Regions from separate parts of the Homo sapiens genome. Here region 2 is linked to region 1. The links are chromatin loops, found by intact Hi-C in ENCODE. Cell type or tissue: CD14-positive monocyte. All regions are shown on one strand.

Evidence for each region. Peaks named below come from ENCODE experiments on the same cell type or tissue, not always from the same donor. Only the 100,000 strongest peaks of a DNase experiment are listed, where the experiment ranks them.
Region 2: it touches region 1 in a loop (8-fold over the local background); 65 of 110 quality-filtered maps call a loop at or near these places.

Annotation. Positions count from the first base shown.
Region 1 is chr11:94,514,777-94,522,776 of GRCh38, forward strand. It overlaps C11orf97 (chromosome 11 open reading frame 97), which reads left to right. Exons shown (of 4, transcript NM_001190462.2): 2 at 2,807-2,911. Among named protein-coding and RNA genes, the nearest start is that of C11orf97, 6.3 kb to the left of the region's middle. In CD14-positive monocyte, CTCF peaks have their summits at 4,893 (motif pointing right), 5,100 and 7,107; DNase peaks (open chromatin) are centred at 4,925 and 7,105; H3K4me3 peaks cover 525 bases.
Region 2 is chr11:94,594,758-94,602,757 of GRCh38, forward strand. PIWIL4 (piwi like RNA-mediated gene silencing 4) reads left to right here. Exons shown (of 20, transcript NM_152431.3): 10 at 552-669; 11 at 3,047-3,158; 12 at 7,038-7,222. All of the region lies in intron 4 of PIWIL4-AS1 (PIWIL4 antisense RNA 1), which reads right to left. Among named protein-coding and RNA genes, the nearest start is that of PIWIL4, 31 kb to the left of the region's middle. In CD14-positive monocyte, a CTCF peak has its summit at 3,361 (motif pointing left); a DNase peak (open chromatin) is centred at 3,344; H3K4me3 peaks cover 404 bases; H3K27ac peaks cover 3,814 bases.

The DNA.
Region 1 (8,000 bases):
TGGGACCACAGGCATGCACCATCACGCCTGGCTAATTTTTGTATTTTTAGTAGAGATGGGGTTTCACCATGTTGGCCAGGCTGGTCTTGGACTCCTGACCTCAAGTAATCTGCCCACCTCAGCCTCCCAAAATGTTGGGATTACAGGCATGAGCCACCGCGCCTGGCCAATGTCACCTTTAGGATCACTTGTAGTGCTCTAACCTGGCTGGCTGGCCACTTCTTCCAACAATCTCCAGTGTATCATATCACTGAAACCTGTATTCTAGGTATGAACTGATTAGTAGAGTGTGGTGGATCTATAACTGTGCGTTGTAATAAACTATGAATAATTTGTAATAACCGTAGGAGCTTGGGAGACTCAGGTAGGTGTGGCTTCTCATTTTCATTATTTTAGTTTTATGACTCAAGGAAGCTACTTTCTCAACTATAAAACAGGAATAATTATACTTGCCCATAGGTCATTGTGAGAAAGAGAAATAATAATATATATAAGATGCAATTGTTATTAGCTCTCAGGAAAAAAAACAAAAAACAACAAAAAAAAATCCAAAAAACGTGGAATAATAATTGTTTCAAAAGAAATTCTGGAATAATACTGTTCTTAGTCATACTTCTCAGTGATCACAGCTTCTCATCCTCTATACACACAAGACATCTATCGACCAATCCACTTAAAATGCTGGTAAAGGTCAACATCAAACTGCTATGGTAGAGTTTGTAGAATTTTCTTTCTCTCTCTCTTTCCCTTCCTTCCTTCTTTCTTTTTTAAATTTGCTTTCCCTTCCTTTCCTTTTCCTTCCTTTCCTTTCCCTTTCTCCTTTTTTTTCCTTTTCCTTTCCTCTTTCCTTTCTCCTTTCCTTTCTTTTGTCCTTTCTCCTTTCCTTCCCTTTTTCCTTTCCTCTCCTCTCCTTTCCTTCCTGGCCAAGTTTGTGAAACCTTTTTCTGCCTGAAAGTTCTGCCCCCTCTCCCCTCCTTTCCTTTCTTCTCCTGAGCAGGAGATATTTACCCGTACTAGCTCCTTAGTACTCTCCCAATTACCACAATTCTTCAAATCACCTTTAATGATTTCTTCTGTGCATTTTCCTAGCACCAGGGCTGAAATTTGTCAGGAGATCTGAACTGAGAGCAGGTGGTCTTTTCCTTTCTGTTGTTCTGTTATAGGCTTAGTTTTCTTCCTAGCCAAGTTTGTGAACCCTTTTTCTGCCTGAAGATCATGATTTAACAGATTAAACCAAAGTTAGGCTTCAGTAATGCTGATCCCATATTTTATTCATATGACTTCCAACTTTGGGGAAACAAGAATGAGACCCTGAAAGTATGTAATTCTAACTTTTTCATGTCTGAGGGTGTGTCTGGGTCTTCATGACCAGGAATGACCTGGGATCACTGCCGGAAGCAGCAGGTCTCTTGCCCCATTTTTGCCAGTCTGCATCCCCGTCAAATTGACTCACTTGTGTTGTTTATTGATTAGTCTGGAAAAGATGAGATACCTGCCCATATATATGTGAGTTTAAAATCAAATCATAAACAACTAAAGTATTTGGTTGTTTAGGTTTTCATTGGTTCCTTGAATTGAGCTTTTGGATACTGAGATTAGAACTATCGGTTCACTGACATTCACAGTGACCGTATAACTGCATTGACAGACATGCACACAGTCTTTAGTTAGAGCTCCAATTTATCAGTGCTTAGTTCTAACTGAACACACATTTGTTGAGCATTTATTATCATGCCAAGCTCTGTTCTAAGACTCTGATGAACTGAAGAGACAACATCCCTGCCCTCATGGGGTTTGTGATCTGGTAAAGAAGTTATATATTAAATAAATAGCTACACAAATAATTGTGTATAAAAAAATGAAGCTGTATCCAAATTGCAATAAGTAAAATGAAAGAATAAAGGAGGGTGCCATGATAAAAAGTCATTTCCAGATTGTGGAGTAAGGGAAAGTTTTCCTAAAGAACTAATGTTTAAGCCAAGACCTAAAATTTGAGTAGAAGTTATATAGGCAAAACCAGGAGAAAGGCAGCTCAGGTAGCAAAAACAGCATGTGCAAAGGTAGGAATGAACAGAAGGGCCATGTGTCTGGAGCTCAGAGAGCAAGAGAGAGAGGCTGACCGGAGAGATTAGGGATATGGGTAGGCCCAATAGCACAGAGCTCTTTTGTTTCTCTGGAGTTCTGACATCTGGGCTGAGCTACATTTCTGAGAAGAAATGTAGCTACAGTGTTTAAAACAAACAATTCAGTCCTTGACTGTAGTAGTCATGTCCTATAGGTCCAGATTTAAAGGCCAGGGAAAAGTGCTATGTCCATAAGTGGTTCACTACTACAATTCAGTTTCAATCTTTTAAAATGTCGATTTTAAAATGCTGAGATTTTGTTCTCTCTTCTGTACCTGGATTGCAAGCTCTATACACACATCTGTCTTACTCATTGCTCTGTCTTCAGCCCCTAGCCAAATGCCTATCACAGAGTAGGTCTTTAATAAGAGTTCATTCAACAAACGAGTGCAAGTTTTCTTGAAGCTAAGGAGGAAACTTTATCTATTTCTTCATAACACCTAAAAGAGGTACCTGAAACTTACCCTGCAAGTTCAGGAATTACATGAAAACGTGAAGTCCCAAAAGAACCTAAAGTTTCCATGGAAGAGATCTTTCCAAGATAGAGCCTTCAGGGCAAATTGTCTGATATTTGTATGGAATAACATGTCTTCTTTTAAAAAAATTGTTATCATGTAGATATAATGGCTAGAAGATTGGGCAGTATTTATACTAAGTAATTGATTTTGTTAATGCCTTTATAGGGAAGAAATTTTTATATTGTGAGCCACATAAGAGAATTAAGGAAGTACTGGAAGAAGAACGTCATATTAAGAGAGATGAATGCCACATTAAAAATCCAGCTGCAGGTAATCTCAGTGACAAATGAAGTATGTTTGTGAAATGAATATGAAATTGCCTACTTGATGACAGAGTATTTTATTATAAAACCATACTATTGAAATAAAAAGTTTTTGGAAAGTTCTTGAACTAGTTTATAATTAATTTGCTTATGTCCAAATAAACCTTCATGTCTAGAAAAAAAAATGGGCTGGGCACGGTGGCTCACGCCTGTAATCCCAGCACTTTGGGAGGCCGAGGTGGATGGATCACGAGGTCAGGAGATTGAGACTATCCTGGCTAACACGGTGAAAACCCGTCTCTACTAAAAACACAAAAAATTAGCCGGGTATGGTGGCGGGCACCTGTAGTCCCAGCTACTCGGGAGGCTGAGGCAGAAGAATGGCGTGAACCGGGAGGCAGAGCTTGCAGTAAGCCAAGATCGCGCCACTGTACCCCAGCCTGGGTGACAGAGCAAGACTCCATATCAGAAAAAAAAAAAAAAAAAGATCTAGATATCAATATGTACTTTGCTGTCCCACTTTCTTGGTGGAGTTATTTCTATTTAATGACATGTACCATTTTTTCCAAGTGCCTGAAAAACACAATAATAACTTCAATCTTTATCAATATAGGTATGACAAGTAACAGTGGTTTCCAAACTTTAGATTTTTATCAGAATTACCTGGGAGCTTGTTAAAAGCAGATTGCTGAGCCCTACCCCTAGCATATTTGGCACAGTATGTCTGCAGTGGAGCCCAAGAATTTGGATTTTTACAAATTTCCCAGGTGATATTGATGCTGCTGGTCCAGTACCCGACTTTGCAAATCACTGACTCAGCAGAACCTAAGTCATTTACATGGTCAGATCATCCAAGGATTTCATCCCGTAGAGGATCTGAGCATTGATAGCTCTTATTGATGGTTCATGTGTGAAAGAGATGCTCTAGGAGCCCCAGAATCCCAGATGTTAGTTTGAAACTGCTGGCGTCCTTCATTTTCATGGTTCCTTCTCAACGATTACTAGATGCATATTTCATGCTCTCAAATCATCAGATTTTTATTGTGACACTCTTGGGTATCAGCAGTTGCTAGAAGAAATAACAAAACTATTACATAGACTCCTTCATTTGTGGAGAATTGTTGGTCAACCTGCAAGTGAGGTCCAAATTCACTAAGGATTCCTAAGAGAGAGGCTGCAGGCCCAGAAGTCCATCATTTCAGATTACATGATGTATGTTGTGCCCACTTTACATTTTTTTTTTTTTTGGATGGAGTCTCACTCTGTCACCCAGGCTGGAGTGCAGTGACACGATCTCTGCTCACTGCAACCTCTGCCTCCTGGGTTCAAGCGATTCTTCTGCCTCAGCCTCCTGAGTAGCTGGGATTACAGGCACACACCACCACGGCCCAGCTAATTTTTGTATTTTTAGTAGAGATGGGGTTTCACCATGTTGGTCAGGTTGGTCTTGAACTCCTGACCTCGTGATCTGCCCACCTCGGCCTCCCAATGTGCTGGCATTACAGGCATGAGCCACCACGCCCGGCCCCACTTTACATTTCTAAAGCAGACATAGAAACTCCTTTGGGTCTTCTCGTATGACCCATTCTTATAAAAGGAGAGACCAATAAAATGGTGAAATTTGCTCCCATAATATCTTCAAGGAAAGTTTTAAAGTCTATTTTGAACTTAATGAATGGATGCAGAATGACCTACTGCATTTCAGCTGGGAAGCCCCGCCTACATGTACTATTTTCCTGGTGTTTAACATTTTTTTCTAAGTCTATACTGTTATATTCTGGATTTATCTTCATTGTTTTAAAAATCTACATAAAAGCTAGTTTATACACTAGCTGTATGTTGTATTATTCTTATTGGATACACTAGATTGTGAGACAGTCTGAGTGAATAGGATGTATCTTTTGGTTTATAAAAATTCATTTTCCTAAGCAATCTTTTCAAATATCCTTTATATAAAATGAAGACTGTCTGGGCTGCTTTTTAAAATAACATCCACTAGAGGTCGCACAGAGGTACTATTTTAGCCTAGAAAAATCTTTCAATGCGGAGAATAGATTCTATAAATTTGGGTTTTAAAATGATCTACTTATGGGAAATCCCGCTGTTTTTAAAATATATATCATGGCTAGAAGCCACATACCATTGGCCAGAACAGAGAATTAGCATCTAGAGAGGGTGCCACACTCTTCCAGCCCAGCCTCAGAGCCTAGAGGCCAGCCATTGGACATTTGCTTCTAATTCGGTTTGCAGTGACCCCTCCTTTATATATCTGATGACAGCCATGGCTTCTTTTCCTGGAAGACACAGTTTGTCACATACGTGCAGAATTCTGCATAAAACTTTTAGAGAATTGTGTGGTTCCTATAGCTGCTATTTTTAAAGATAAGTACATGTTAACCATTTTCTCCTCCCCTTTACTTCTCCTTTGCTACTTCACCTATTCTAATTAGGCATTTGTTCCCATGAGTCCAGGGAAACTGTTCTTTCCAAGATTGCAAATAGCCTTCTTTTTGAAGGTCAAATCCAATGATCCCTCCAACATACTCAACCTCTCTGTAACATCTGATGTAGTTGTTTCCTCCTTCTCTCTAAAAACACTTTCTTAGCTTGGCCTGTAGGTCACAATGCTCCAATTTCCTGGTTTTGCTCCTACCTCTTTAGCTATTCTTTCTCCATCTTCTTTGCTGGCTCTCCCTCCACCTAGCCTGTATAATTTAGAGGTCTCAGTCATGGGCTCTTTTCTCTACCTACCCTCACACCGTGGGATATCTAGCCCTATTGGGCTAATGACTCCAGCATTTTTTATTTCTACCCTATACTTTTCCCCTTAAATCCCAAAACCTACTTGATTCTCCACTTGGATGTCCAATAGGCCTCTCAACCTTAAGATGTCCAGAACCAAAATCTTATTCTCTATTCCCAGGCTTTTAAAAAACCCATAGGTCTTTCCCATATCATGAGATGGTACCACCAAACACCTAGAAGTCAAGTCCTCAAACTCCGTATCCAGTCTATCAGCCAATCCTTTTGAATTCAGTGTATATCCTAAATCCCCCACCAGCACCGTTGCCAAGCCCCTGCCACCTTTTGCAGGCCTGGCAATAGCATCCTATAACAGCCTCTGCTACTGCCCCTGCTACTGTTAATTCTCTGCACTGAAACCGGAGGGATCTTTTACAAACATAAATCGTTACATGTCACCTCCATGCTTAAAGTTGTCTGATGGCTTTTTATTATTCTGAGACTAGATTTCATGCTCCTATGGCCAGCTCACCTCTCTGATCTCATCTCCTATACTTTTCCACTCCACTTTAACCACACAGGCTTTCTTGACATTCTGGAATGTGCCAAATCCATTTTCACCCCTCAGGACATTTAAAGGTCACCCAGACATTCAGATATCTTCCTCTCTCTTCATTCAGGCTTCAACTGCATATGCCATCTTCTCAGAGAGGCCTTTCCACTCCACCAGGTCAAAACAGAAATTGTCCTCCAGGTCACCTTCTAATCCCTATACTGCTTTCTTCTTTCTCCTGTTTTCTATTGCTACCTGAAATTTTATGCAGACAGTCCCCAACTTATTGTGGTTCAACTTATGATTTTTCAATGTGATGGTGTGAAAGTGATACATGTCAGTAGGAACCCTACTTCAAATTTTGAATGCTGCTCTTTTCCTGGGCTAGCGATCTGCCTTATGATTCTCCTTTGCAATGCTGGGCAGTGGCCATGAGCCGCAGCTTCTAGTTAGCCATTCTAATGTAAGTGTTCTGAGCACATTTAAGGTAGGCTAGGCGAAGCTATGATGTTTGGCAGGTTAGGTGTATGAAATGCATTTACTACTTACAATTTTTTTTCAACTTATGATAGGTTTTTCAGGATGTAACTCCGTCGTAAGTCGAGGAGGATCCATATTTCTTTACATACTTCTTTATTGGCTATCTCTCCCACTAGAACACAAGCTATCTGAGGATAGGGGCTTAATTTTGCTTACCCCAAATCCTCACAAAGCTGTATGATATTGATATTCTGATCCCCATCTTAGGATGAGTAAACTAAGATTCTGAGAGGTGTTTAACTTGCCCAAGGTTATGCATTAAGTAGCAGAACCAGATCCAAATTCAGATCTGACCCCCAATCCCATTGGCTTTCTACTCACTATGGTGTCTCTGGTGACACGTTATGGCTAAATGCAGTGGATACTGTTCTGCCTCTAGGTGGCTTGAGCTTTCTGCAACATTTCACATAGTCGATGGCTCTCTCCTTCAACCTTGTTCCTTTCTCAAATTCCATGATACTTAACTGTCCTGGTTCTCGCTCTACTTCTTTCTCATCCTCTGTTAAGCACTCTTTTTATTCACTACATTCTCCGAATCTTGATGTTTATCGGAGTGTTTCCCACAGTCTTGTAATCTTGTTCCATTAGCTTTCCTGGGATTTTCTCATACTTTTCACTACGGCCTCTCTAGGATGCCTCTGAAATGTGTCTCTGCAGGCTAAACTTCTTTTCCTGGATGTCCCATAAGTCATAAGATAACTCAGGCCCAACATGTCCAAAACAAAACTCACACCTCTGGGCTGGGCATGGTGGCTCACGCCTGTAATCCCAGCACTTTAGGAGGCTGAGACGGGCGTATCACGAGGTCAGGAGATCGAGACCATCCTGGCTAACATGGTGAAACCTCGTCTCTACTAAACATACAAAAAAAATTAGCCGGGCGTGGTGGCGGGTGCCTGTAGTGCCAGCTACTCGGGAGACTGAGGCAGGAGAATGGCGTGAACCCGGGAGGTGGAGCTTGCAGTGAGCCGAGATCCGCCATTGCACTCCGGCCTGGGCAACAGAGTGAGACTCCGTCTCAAAACAAACAAACAAACAAACAAAACAATTGACACCTCTCCCCGACTTGCTGCTTCCCCTATACCACCCATCTCAATGAATGGCATAGCCTATGGTCCAAATGCAAATCCAGAGAGCCATCCTCTATCTCCACACCAGACCACCATGTTCCACATCGAATTAGACTGTGAGGGGTACCTTAGTTTGGCTCAAGATCCCAAAATGTTGACCCATATGCCAGGTTCACCTTGCAGACATATTT
Region 2 (8,000 bases), 80 kb after region 1:
CCAACCTCAGGTGATCCACCCGCCTCGGCCTCCCAAAGCGCTGGGATTACAGGCATGAGCCACAGCGCCCGGCCTAAGGGGTGCTCATTCTTAATGGTGTTCTGATATTGTAGGTCTGCAGGACCCAATACAGTAGCCAGTAGCACATGAGTTTTTGAACACTTGAATTGGGACTAGCTCTACTAAAAGACTGAGAGGAGGTGTGCTTTAGGTGTAAAACACAGCCCAGATTTGAAAGGCTTAGTATGAAAAAAAAGAAGGAAACTACCTCAACAATAAATGTTTTATGTTGATTGCATGTTGGAATGATAATATGTTGGATATACTGGGCTAAATAATATACACTATTCAAAGTAATTTCGTCTGTTTCTTTTTTGCCTTTTCTTAATGTGGCTACCAGAAAACTTAAAATGACATACGTGGTTTTCATTTCTATTGGATGTGCTATACAGATGGTGAATGCATTCAAGTGGAAAGGTTTAAACTGGGCCTTTGATGGGCTGAGTTGCTTATGTTCATTTTCTCACTTTGTCTTCATTTGCATTTAATAGGGCTGACTGACCAGGCAACATCTGATTTCCAGCTGATGAAGGCTGTGGCTGAAAAGACACGTCTCAGTCCTTCAGGCCGGCAGCAGCGCCTGGCCAGGCTTGTGGACAACATCCAGAGGTACTGGATCACCGCATGCATCCTTCCTGGGGCTGAGTTTTTAGTATTAGATGGCCTATGTAACACTGATATATTCCTTGAAGGAAATGTGTCATTCATATTGATTCAGAGCAAGGAGCTTTTGAATTGTGCTGTCCACAGCCCTTCATCTGAGATGTCTCAGGACTAAGGGGTTGAAGGGAGTTGGAGGCCATGCTGATAGGAATAACACTTGCTTTACCTCCATGCCCTGCTTTCATCTATTTCATACATTGAAGTCTGGATAAAATGTTGAATAAAGAAAAAGGTTATAATCTAAACAATAACAACAACCTTCAAGCAAACAAAGCAACCAGAAAAACACCAGGCCCCCAGTATTAAGGGTCAGGAATGCTCAGCTCTTACTACAATGGCCTCAGCAGACTGAACTTTAGGAAAACCCCACTATGTGCCTTTTAAATTTGAGATATACCTTTGTGCCATCTGGTTCTGCCCATCTGATTATCAGACTATGTTTCCGTTCTTATTTATGACAGTTTGCTATAACATGTGATTGGAAAATTGAGCTTCTCCTTGGTTTTCCTTTCTGACCCTCTAAAACTGGACTATCTAGGGTGGCTGCTGCGCACTTGAAATGTGGCTAGTGACACATCTAGAAATGACAGTTTTTTAATCTATTGGGTTAAATAGGTTAAATAACATATATTTAAAACGTAATTTCACACTTGTCATTTTTTTACTTTCTTAAGGTGGAAGTAAAAATTTTCCATTTTTACTGGAAAATTTATAATTATGTATGTAGCTTGCTTTATATTCCTATTGGGCTATATTGTTGATCAACAGTCTTTTTTTTTTTTTCTTAAATCTTTTTTAAAGTAGTACTAGCTCATGGAGGATTTGGAAACTTACGTAGCACAAAGAAAGGAGAGAGAAAAGAGTGTGTATGTGTGTTTACTCAGTAAATATTTAACAAATGAGTGAATCACAATTGAATTAATAATTAATTCAATTAATATTAGTAATATTCTTTCAGACTCTGCAAACGCATATAATCCTATTTTTTAAAAGAGAAATGGTATAATACTGTACGTCATGTTTTGTAGCTTGCTCTTTTCACTTCAGGGTTTTTCTCAAACATTTCCATATGATAAACATGATCTCTATTATCATGCTAGTGTTTTCATAGTTTTTTAATTTCATGGATATACTTTACGTCATTTACCCTGGACGTCCCTCAGACTTATGCCGAATTGAGAAGGAATTCCTGGTTCGTTTCCCTTATAGTGACTGTGGATTAATCTTCCTGATGCATCTATCTGCCACCTTTCAGTAGTACCACACACCTCACCCCATTTCCTGACCAATGATGGCCTCACTCATCTCATCTTGGGCAGTTGGTATCTGAAGCAAAATAATTAACTCAAAGGAATTAGTGTGACCAGAGAAGACATAATCCGAATAGGTGGAAATAGTGAGCTATTGCAGAGAGACAGTGGTGAAGAGGTTTGAGCTTCCCTAAAAAAATTGGTAGAGCTTTAATAGGGAAACAAAAGCGTGGGGATCTCCTCCATGTCCCGCAAATGCCTGGCTTACTGTGTGCTGAGTCCTATATATGGTTGTCACTCTCAAGGAGCTTATGGCTCAGTGGAAGTTATCATATACTCCCATGAGCTAAAACATCAACTATGATTAAAGCTTATTAAGTTATAAATGGAAAGTACTACACAATAGAAAGCAGTGTTATTATTGCTGATATTAATATTCTCCTCATAGGATAGAGAGGGTAATAGGAAGATCCTGAATCTTCTGAAGCTTACATTCTTATGTTCCCTTCTTTTATCATCCTTCTTCGACTCTCAACCCAAGAAATTCACATATTCACAAAAGACATCTCCACATCCACTGGCTCCAAAATATCTCCTTATTAACGAGTGTGTTATCAGGAATGATAATATCTCATAGGTTTTGAGCACATGCCATGTGCCAGGGACTGTGGTGAGCACTTTCTGTGCATTATCATATTTCATCTTTATATCAATCCTACGAAGTAGGTGCTTTTATTATCCTTACATTTTGCCAGTAAGGAAACCAAGGCCTTAAAGATGAATAGTTTGCTCAAGGTCATATATTATTAAATGTTAGAGCTAGGAGTTAAACCCAGGTCTGTCTGGCTCGAAAGCTTATTTTTCTAACCACTGTACTCCCACTGGAATCCTTTTCCCATTCCTGAACATCCCAAATGAGCACAGTTGTCCCGTAATTCTTTTAAGCAGGGAAAAAATATGCTGAGTAGAATTAGAAGCCAGGAATCCTGAAGACACAGAAAATCAGCCCCTGACGAATTCAGTAAGTTATAATTATATCTCTCTTTAATGATTTAAAACAACTTTATCAACAGGAATACCAATGCTCGCTTTGAACTAGAGACCTGGGGACTGCATTTTGGAAGCCAGATATCTCTGACTGGCCGGATTGTGCCTTCAGAAAAAATATTAATGCAAGACCACATAGTAAGTGCTGTGATTTTATTTTCATTTAAAAGTATTTACTTGAATATGTGTAAGTTTTGTGCATTGGCCAGAGTGGCTTGTGTGCTTATAATATTTGGTTTGGCCATGTACTTCCATCTCTTTATCCTAAGACTTCAGATCCCCTGTGGTTTCCTTTTCAATCTGAATTTACTTGCACGGACTTAGCGGCACCCAGTGGACATGATTTAGGTTAGTCAGAAGACAGTATTTCAAATCATTGCAATTAAAACATACCTATCTTCTGTTGGGTGGTGCATTGCTCTTAAAAAAGAAAGCCATAGTCATCTGAGGAAATTCTATTAGCTGGTGGACATTAGTTCTAATAGATTGTTTTCTGATACCAAAACTGAGCCCAGGAGGTTAAGGCTGCAATGAGCTTTTGCAATGACTTTTAGTTGCCATGTCAGTTATGTATGTTAATCTTTCGAAATAAAACACTGCTCAATGGACATTAAAATCAAGAAGTATGCACAGAACCCAGCCCCAGACATAGTACTTGGGGAGAGAGGCATTCTGAAACCTGAAGAGACAAATCATCGCCACTTCCAGACTTCGGCTGAAGAAATGAACCTATTAATATTTTACGCAAAAATTATACATTATCTTTCTCCCCTCCCCCTCCGTTTTGCCCACTTTAAAACACCAGTCACATGTCATGTTTAAAGGCTCTCTTCTTGCCTTTATTGGGTGTAATAAACCAGTATGTCTAACTGATATAATTGAACAATGAATGTATCATGTTGGTAGAATGGGGGGAATTTTTTCCATCTTTTTTTTTTTTTTTTTTTTTGAGACAGGTCTCATTCTGTTGCCCAGGCTGGAACACAGTGGCATGATCACAGCTCATTGCAGCCTTAACCTCCTGGGCTCAAGCGATCCTGCCATTTCAGCCTCCCAAGAAGCTGGGACTATAGGCGTGCGCCACCATGCTCAGCTAATTTTTGTATTTTTTGTAGAAACCAGGTCTCCCTGTGTTGCCCAGGCTGGCCTTGAACTCCTGGGCTCAAGCCATCCTCCCACCTCAGCCTCTCAAAGTGCTGAGATTACAGACATGAGCCACCATGCCTGGCCTTGTCATATCTTTACAATAATCTATCCAAGTTACAAAAACTCTCATTGGAGAAGATAAGGAAGTACTATTTTTCAACACAAAACAAAACAAAACTTTATGGTAAAGTACTAAAATGTAGACTCCCATTAGGATCTTGGCGAGAGTTCAGTAAAGAGAAGCTCAGTTTCAGATCCACATGTGAAGAAGGACTTATGTACTTAAAATGATCCATCTCATAATTTCTATAAGTAAAGTCGTATTTCCCAGAGCCTTTCATTTTTATGTATTTGTTTGCATTTTTTTGGTGTAGAAACTGGTGTCCATAGGAGAAAGGGCATTAAAACAGGAGAACTCATGCACTGGAGGTAGCAGGTGTCTAAGATGACAATATCATCAACTTCTTGGCCCATTCTGCTTTTCTGAAATTAGGTCCTAGGAACTGAATGAACTAAAAGTTCATAGGACTCAGGGTACATTGTCCTGGGTCTCCTCCCAGCCCCATAAGACAACAGCAGGAAGAAATGTTGTGGGCAGAAGGAGTACAGCTCTCCTCATGCCCTAATGGACAGGAATGAACGTTGACTCCAGAGGGAGCCATTGATGGAAAGCTAGCCCTTCTCCTTTGCTCTCAGGCCGAGGTAGGTGGACTCCTGGGGCTGAATCCAGCCCAGCCAGTGGAAGGCATCATGAGGATGGCTGATGGTTGGAAGTCAGATAAGTCAGAGTGCTTGGTCACAAGTGCCCTGGCTGCCATGTCAGGAGACCAGCATTCTAAACCTGTCGCTGCTGCCAAGTGGTTTCATAACCTCTCAGTCACAGCTTTCTAGTTTGTAAAACAAGAGGATTGGGATGTTTCTTAAATATTAATGTACATGTGAATTACTTGGGGGACATGTTAACATGCAGATTCTGATTCAGTGGGTCTCGGGTGGTGCACAGGAGTCTGCATTTCTAACTGGCTTCTAGGCAGTGCTCAAGCTGCTGGTCAAGTAACACTTGACAGCACTTCAAGTAGCAGGAGATTAGCATACAATGTGGTCCCTTTTAGTTCTAACAGTGGATCTTCCCCACTTGCTGTGCCAAAGGCATCATTCAATTATAGTCTGAGGATATAAGCAGAGGTCTGGGAAGCAGGCTAACATTCCCCCTCTTCAGCGCAGGAAACCTGTTTTTCCTGGTCACATGAGAGACCTTTTGAGAGTGAGAAAGGAGTCTCCATCCTGGCTTCATCTTTGCTTCTAAGCATACCTACTCCTAGCTTAATATATAATCTTAACTATCAGGGAACCTGCCCCGATAGTCACATAGGTTATTTTCTATTTTCCTTAAGCATCGGCTGGTTTGAGAAATAAAGGGACAGAGTACAAAATAGAGAAATTTTAAAGCTGGGCGTCCAGGGGAGACATCACATGTCGGTAGGTTCCATGATGCCCCACAAGCCGTAAAACCAGCAAGTTTTTATTAGGGATTTTCAAAAGGGGAGGGAGTGTACGAATAGGGTGTCGGTCACAAAGATCACGTACTTTACAAGGTAATAGAATATCACAAGGCAAATGGAGGCAGGGCGGGATCACAGGACCGGGCGAAATTAAAATTGCTAATAAAGTTTCGGGCACCGTTGTCACTGATAACATCTTATCAGGAGACAAGGTTTTGAGAGCAACCGGTCTGACCAAAATTTATTAGGCAGGAATTTCCTCTTCCTAATAAGCCTAGGAGCGCTATAGGAGACTGGGTCTATTTCACCTCTATAGTCTACAGACCATAAAAGACAGCCACGCCCAGGGGGGCCAGTTCAGAGACCTACTCCCAGGCGTGCATTCTCTTTCTCAGGGATGTTCCTTGCTGAGAAAAAGAATTCAGCAATATTTCTCCTATTTGCTTTTGAAAGAAGAGAAATATGGCTCTGTTCCGCCCGGCTCACCGGTGGTCAGAGTTTAAGATTATCTCTCTTTTTCCTTAAACATTGCTGTTATCCTGTTCTTTTTTCAAGGTGCCCAGATTTCATATTGTTCAAACACACATCCTCTACAATTTGTGCAGTTAATGCAATTATCACAAGGTCCTGAGGCGACATGCATCCTCCTCGGCTTACGAGATGAAAGGATTAAGAGATTAAAGTAAAGACAGGCATAAGAAATCACAAAGGTATTGATTGAGGAAGTGATAAGTGTCCATGAAATCTTCACAATTTATGTTTAAACACTGCAGTAAAGACAGGCATAAGAAATTATAAAAGTATTAATTTGAGGAACTAATAAATGTCCATGAAATCTTCACAATCCATGTTCTTCTGCCATGGCTTCAGCCAGTCCCTCCGTTTGGGGTCCCTGACTTCTTGCAACACTTAACTGTTCTGTAGGGTGTGTTAGTTTTATTATGATGACCTAGAGTATTGATAATCAGCATTCTCTGAGATATTTAGATGCTTAAAGTAAAAGATAAAATGATACAGGCTGTTTGCCTGAGTCATTCATAATAAAGGCATAGATACTCAGAGCTGGAAGGGAACCTCAGAGATCTTTGAATCAGACACCATTCTCTGTGCACCGCAGAGAATCATGAGGTTAAAGGGACCTCCAAGGGCCACCAGTGCCTGGAAGACCTGGGATGACGCCCAGATGCTTCCACTCCCAGAAAGCACATGTATTCTGTTCGGATGTGCAGTGCCTGCATCTGTGTTTTAAGACTGAATAGCAAACTGTGTTAAACAGTTATAACAAAAGTTGGCCATCTTCACACTGTCTTTATTTAGCTGCTCTCTGAATAAATTTGTTCAATCCTTTCATGATCATTATTTTTCTCAGTGTCAACCTGTGTCTGCTGCTGACTGGTCCAAGGATATTCGAACTTGCAAGATTTTAAATGCACAGTCTTTGAATACCTGGTTGATTTTATGTAGCGACAGAACTGAATATGTTGCCGAGAGCTTTCTGAACTGCTTGAGAAGAGTTGCAGGTTCCATGGGATTTAATGTGGACTACCCCAAAATGTGAGAATACATTGAATTTTGTTCATATATTAATTTGGTTTGGTTAGAAGGTAGGGAATAATGGCAGATGTATCAACAAAAGCTTCTTTATCCCAGTAGTTTCCTAATGTAAAGTGCCAAGAAAGTAGTCATAAGTAGATAGATTTTGTAATGACTAAACTTTTATAAAGTTAGAATATATTTTATGTTGGCCTTTGTAAAACTTGTACCCAGTTCTTAAGCAGTAGTGTCATTACCTGAAAATCTTTCCAGTACCAGTTGGGATATAAATCTTTAATAAGTCCATATATTGTCTTCTCAACTGTTTTTCCTTCTTTCAGATCAGTTTTTCATATCAGTTATTTACTTAATAGGAAATGGATATTAAAAAACAGAAGTTGCATGTCCTGACTTTTACTTGATTTTATGCTTTAAAATTTAATATGAAAATAGATCTCAAATAAGCTTTTCTGATTCTGTTACTGTAGCATACTATTAGTCATTCAGAGAGTTTTCTGATAAGACTAAGGTCAACCATTTATTCTTAGAATGTTTATTGAGTACTAATATGTGTAGATACTATGCCAGTTGCTGGGAATGAGAAAGATAAATAAATAGTTTTTCATTGAGTAAGAGATACATATACAATCACACTGAAAATAAATACTGTTTTGCTTTAGAAAAGCCATAAAGTTGGTCATGCCTCATTTTACTGAAACTGATATGCTTAGAAAAGAGGAACAGATACTTTTCTTTGTTATAATGGAGTTATTCTTTAAACACATAGTTACTAATTAAT